2 separate regions of the Homo sapiens genome follow, and region 1 is linked to region 2. A link is a loop called in an ENCODE intact Hi-C map of the cell type or tissue named here. Cell type or tissue: B cell. All regions are shown on one strand. Each heading gives the region's core, and the rest is flanking DNA. Links, peaks and the distances in the headings are about the cores only.

Region 1 (2,916 bases), core at 177-2,676, 1.2 Mb before region 2:
CCTATAATCCCAGCACTTTGGGAGGCCGAAGTGGGTATATCACTGAGGTTAAGACTTCAAGACAAGCCTGGTCAACATAAAACCCCACCTCTACTAAAAATACAAAAATTAGCCAGGTGTGGTGGTGCACGACAGTAGTCCCAGCTACTCGGGAGGCAGAGGCAAGAGAATCGCTTGAACCTGGGAGGCGGAGGCTGCAGTGAGCTGAGATTGCACCACTGCACTCCAGCCCAGGCAACAGAGTGAGATTTCGTCTCAAAAAAAAAAAAAAAAAAAAAAAAGATGGAAATTACTTTTCAACATAACAACGTAATTAAGCTACATAAACTGAGAAACAATAATATAAAATAGAGGTTCTAGTTACTCAATGCATTGCTCTACACATCAATATGCACTGCTCATATAACGACTTAACATAAAATTTAACTATTAATAAATATTTCCACAGGAGCATACCACTCACCAACATTTTAAAAAGTATGACGCTGGCCGGGCGCGGTGGCTCACGCCTGTAATCCCAGCACTTTGGGAGGCTGAGGCGGGCGGATCACGAGGTCAGGAGATAGAGACCATCCTGGCTAACACGGTGAAACCCCATCTCTACTAAAAATACAAAAAATTAGCTGGGCATGGTGGCAGGCGCCTGTAATCCCAGCTACGGGAGGCTGAGGCAGGAGAATGGCATGAACCTGGGAGGCGGAGCTTGCGGTGAGCCGAGATCGTGCCACTGCACTCCAGCCTGGGCAATAGAGCGAGACTCCATTTCAAAAATAAATAAATAAAATAAAATAAAAAGTATGTCAGTGATGTAACTGATTACTGTTGATACCTGAAAGCACTTCTGTACAGTTTGGGAATTGGGAAACTTCCTAAAGTGATAGGCACTAAAAACTAGAAAGACACAGCTATTCCACTGGGCTTAATTATACCAACACACAAGAGACCAAAATAGCCTCTAATCCATCACTGGACAATCTTTACTTTTTTTGAGACAGTGTCTCACTCTGTCGCCCAGGCTGGAGTGCAGTGGTACAATCTCGGCTCACTGCAACCTCCACCTCCCAGGTTAAACCGATTCCCTTGCCTCGGCTTCCCGAGTAGCTGGGATTACAGATGCGCGCCACCACGCCCAGCTAATTTTTTTGTATTTTTAGTAGAGACGAGGTTTCACCATGTTGGCCAGGCTGGTCTTGAACTCCTGACCTCAGGCAATCCGCCTGCCTCGGCCTCCCAAGGTGCTGAGATTACAGGAGTGAGTCACCGTGCCCAGCTAACAATATTTAAAATACAGAGAATATATCAACAAAATGAAACCTTTACAATATGCTTACTTTTACAGAAGCAAAATCCATGTTCAGATGGTGATTACAGTGACTTAAACATGCTGGATTTTTCTTGTAGTTTCACTTCTCACGTGTGCGCACGTGTGTGTGCATGTGTGTGCAGAAAATCATCAAAAATATTGGAGTACAACCAGCTGAAGCAACTGTCCTCTATTCTAAATTCTGTGATTGTATTTAAAAGCCCTACATTCAAATGCCCCTAAAGGAATTCACAACTGATAAAACTTGACTCATAAATACAATATGTGCTATTTGTATAAATTATTATTGATTCACGCCTGTAATCCCAGCACTTTGGGAAGCCAAGGCGGGCAGGTCACCTGAGGTCAGGAGTTCGAGACCAGCCTGACCAACATGGAGAAACCCCGTCTCTACTAAAAATACAAAAAAATTAGCTAGGCATGGTGGTGCACCCCTGTAATCCCAGCTACTCAGTAGGCTGAGGCAGAATTGCTTGAACCCAGGAGGCGGAGGTTGCAGCGAGCTGAGATCGCACCACTGCACTCCAGCCTCAGTAACAAGAGCGAAACTCCGTCTCAAATTAAAAAAAAAAAACAAATCATTACTGATTTAGTTTACAAAATTTAAAAGTTAAACAGCTTCCAAATGATGTATAAAACGTAAAAAAATTAAGATCCATATCCCAAGATAAACACTGAGGAAGAGACTTCAAACATTATATAAAGCTAGAGTTAATAAATTTTTCTTAGGGCAATTATATATTATAGATGCACTGAAGCTGAAATACAGCTAAATCAAATACATTTAGCTTATCTAATATCCACATAATAAAGACTACATGTTTGCAGATCCATAAACCAGAACATAAAAACAATTCTTATGAAAGCAAAAAGCCTAAACTATGATGTAGGAGGATAAGGTTTAATTTGGGCATATATGGCTAAACTTTGTGATTAATAACTCTGTAGTTTATAGTATTTGGGATTATCCAACTTTTTTCCATACTATTTTAAAATTTTTACCATAAATGAAAACATTTTCATTCAGCAAACAAAAACTACTCTTTTCTCTTTATACTTATAGAAAGATATTTTTCTTTTTCTTTTTTGAGACGGAGTCTTGCTCTGTCGCCCAGGCTGGAATGCAGCGGCGTGATCTCAGCCCACTGCAGCCTCTGCCTCCCAGGTTCAAACAATTCTCCTGCCTCTGCCTCCCAAGTAGCTGGGACTATAGGGGCACACCACCACACCTGGCTAATTTTTATATTTTTAGTAGAGACAGCATTTCACCATGCTGGCCAGGCTGGTCTCGAACTCTGATCTCAAGTGATCTGCCTGCCTCACCCTCCCAAAGTGCTGGGATTACAGGCGCAAGCCACTGTGCCCAGCCTATTTTGCATTTTCTTAGCAAGCACAGGGTATTGTTTCCAAAACATCGATAAAATCTGCAATAATTACAAAACAGTTTCAAAGACCTTGCACTAACTCCTACCATCCATTTTGAAACTCTTTAGTGGTGATTTTCTGTTTTGTTATGTCCCACTTCTGAGCAGTAGAATTTAGGGCAGCATCTTTAAAAGAATTAAATTCCCTCCTCAGTTACATCATCATTC
Region 2 (2,916 bases), core at 194-2,693:
TGAAGAGAATGAGCCTGAGACAGGTTAGATGACTGCTCAGCTTTCAACTAGCTGGTGGCAGAGCTGTGCCTTCAGAAGTCTGGTTTCATCTCTGCTCAACTAGCATCACTTCCACTGTGCCTCAGAATCCCTAAGTGACCCTTTACTCCTCTGACCTTCCTGGGAGGCCTTCTTGCTCTGAGCACAAGCTCTGGGGCATGTGAAAGCAGCCATTATCCGTATCTTCCCGAGCTCTGCAGCCACCTGCTTTGACAGCTTCCCCATTTTGTTCTAACCAAACTGCAGGAGTTTCACCTTCCTGTTCCTCTTCAGAAAACAAACAAAAAACTATCTCTTTTTTTTTTTTTTTTTGAGACAGAGTCTCACTCTGTTGCCCAGGCTGAAGGTGCAGTGGCACAATGGCTCACTGCAGCCTCCGTGCCCCACCCCGGGTTCAAGCTAGTCTCCTGCCTCAGCCTCCTGAGTAGCTGGGATTACAGGCGCCCACCGCCACGCTCAGCTAAATTTTGTATTTTTAGTAGAGATGGGGTTTCACCATATTGGCTAGGCTGGTCTCGAACTCCTGACCTCAGGTGATCCACCCACCTTGGCCTCCCAAAGTGCTGGGATTACAGGTATGAGCCACCGCTCCCAGACACAAAAAAAAAGATCTTTACAAGATCTTTTAGGTGGGCGCAGTGGCTCACATCTGTAATCCCAGCATTTTGGGAGGCTGAGATAGGCAAATTGCTTGAGCCCAGGAGTTCAAGACCAGCCTAGGCAACATACGGAGACCCTGTCTCTACAAAACATACAAAAAAAAAATCAGCCAGTGTGTGTGTGTGCCTGTAGTCCCAGCTACTTGGGAGGCTGAGGCAGGAGGATCACCTGAGCCCTAGAGGTTGAGGCTGCAGTGAGCCGTGATGGTGCTACTGCACTCGAGCCTGGCCAATAGAGTAAGAGTGAGATCTTGTCTCAAAAAAACAAAAAGGAAATTAAAAAAAAAAAACTCTAGCCAGCCATGGTGGCTCATGCCTGTAATCCCAGCACTTTGGGAGGCCGAGGTGAGCAGATCACGAGGTCAGGAGTTCGAGACCAGCCTGGCCAACATGGAGAAACCTCGTCTCTACTAAAAATACAAAAATCAGCCAGGCATGGTGGTGTACCTGTAGTCCCAGCTACTGGGGAGGCTGAGGCGGGAGAATCACTTGAACCCGGTAGGTGGAGGTTGCAGTGAGCCAAGATCACACCACTGTACTCCAGCCTGGGCAACAGAGCGAGACTCCGTCTCAGAAAAAAAAAAAAAAAAGAAAAATATATATATATATTTTAAAAGTCATGCCATGTCATCCGCATATCTCCATCTGGAGCACTAACAGAGAAGTGGTGGCCACCAGGGGGCCAGAGAGAGCCCAAAGCCCTCCCCTCCCTACCAAACACAGGTGTCAGAGACATGGTCCTCTAAGTAAGCATTACTATCTCAAGGTTTCTCTTAACATATAAGTACTCCTGAGAGGGGGAACACAAGAAATCCTGAATTCTTCAGAATGAATAATTCAGAAGATGTAGTGATAAGTGATACGGTGTCATCAAAGCTTTGGTAGACAACAGTGAGCAGGGCTTGGCTGGGGAAGAGAAGGCAAAAACAAACTTTGCCTACTTTGCCTATTGTCTGGGAGCCTCTTGGACTCTGGGTTTTACAATAACAAGAGGTAACGGCTTTTCTGCCAAACCTGTGTCCTGGGCCTGGGCTCAGCTCCTCATTTGGAGGTGGAGGAACTAGGAGGGCAGATTTGCTTTCCTGAGAACAGAACCAGAGAGAAGCAATTGGGAATGGAGCGTAATTTAGAAACCAGTGATGGTGAGAAGCAGCTGGTGGCTCACTCCCGGCATGTCAGTCCTGCCTGGCTGGTTTCTTGAAGAGGAACAAGAATGCTGTATTTAAGGTTTCTTGCTTTTCCCCCCCACTTCCAATGGCTGCAGATACTGGCGGCCTCTTTCCTGGTCTGCTCCTGTCACTGCCCTCTGAGTGGAAGGGACGGTTGCCCCACAGATTGGCTGAAGAGCTGGAGCCTCAGGCTGGCAGGGAGGCCACAGCCCAAAGCACAGGGGCACCCAGGGGTAACATTATCCTGCCAAAGCCAAACAAGGAACTGAGTGTTTAGAATAACTTTAAGAAAGTTGTGGGCGTTTTCTCTGTCAGGGAAACCAGAAACCACAGTGAGATAATGGATAGCTATATTCAGGTCACAGATTATCAGCTGCCACTGCTGCTTCCTGTTCAAATTTGATGAAACTTCTTTCTAGTCACTGGAGCCTCCTGGATTCTGCGGGCATGTCAGCATTTAGTGATGTGGGACTCAGAGTTCCACCTAAGGACCTGACATAACCCGGGGGCAGAAACCGTTCTTTTGGGGTGAGGCTTCAGGGGCCAGCTCCTGGTGGAGGAGATGGTAGGTAAGGGGCCAACAGTAAGAATACAGTTTCCCGAACTTTTAGGGTGCTTCAGGCTCTTGGGCTAGGAGATTTTTGTGCATTATCTCATTTGACTCTCAAACCACCCTATGAGAGAGGTACTATTAGGATCCCTTATTTATTTATTTTATTTTATTTTAGAGACAGGGACTTGCTCTGTTGCCCAGACTGGGGTCCAACGAGGCAATCAGGGCTCACTGCAGCCTCCACCTCCTGGGCTTAAGGGATCCTCCCACCCCAGCCTCCTGAGTAGCTAGGACTATAGGCTCATGCCACCACACCTGGCTAATTTAAAAATTTTTTTATTTTGTTGAGACAGGCCTCACTTTGTTGCCCAGGCTGGTCTCAAACTCCTGGCTTTGAGCAATCCTCCCGCCTTGGCCTCCCAAATTGCTGAGATTATAGGTGTGAGCCACCTAGCCTGGCCTGTGATCCTCATTTTATGGGTGAGGAAAGGGGCTC

What was found. Peaks named below come from ENCODE experiments on the same cell type or tissue, not always from the same donor. Only the 100,000 strongest peaks of a DNase experiment are listed, where the experiment ranks them.
Region 1: it touches region 2 in a loop (10-fold over the local background); 1 of 110 quality-filtered maps calls a loop at or near these places.

Annotation. Positions count from the first base shown.
Region 1 is chr10:75,118,140-75,121,055 of GRCh38, reverse strand. All of the region lies in intron 1 of SAMD8 (sterile alpha motif domain containing 8), which reads right to left. LOC124902460 (a long non-coding RNA gene) reads left to right here. Exons shown (of 3, transcript XR_007062202.1): 3 at 1,340-1,413. Among named protein-coding and RNA genes, the nearest start is that of SAMD8, 7.9 kb to the right of the region's middle. In B cell, for the core only: no CTCF peak of the experiment used is centred there; a DNase peak (open chromatin) is centred at 1,426.
Region 2 is chr10:73,956,018-73,958,933 of GRCh38, reverse strand. No RefSeq gene overlaps it. Among named protein-coding and RNA genes, the nearest start is that of C10orf55, 35 kb to the right of the region's middle. RefSeq lists enhancers at 1,519-2,026, 2,214-2,313. In B cell, for the core only: a CTCF peak has its summit at 1,351 (motif pointing right); DNase peaks (open chromatin) are centred at 253, 1,403 and 2,053; H3K4me3 peaks cover 1,502 bases; H3K27ac peaks cover 2,288 bases.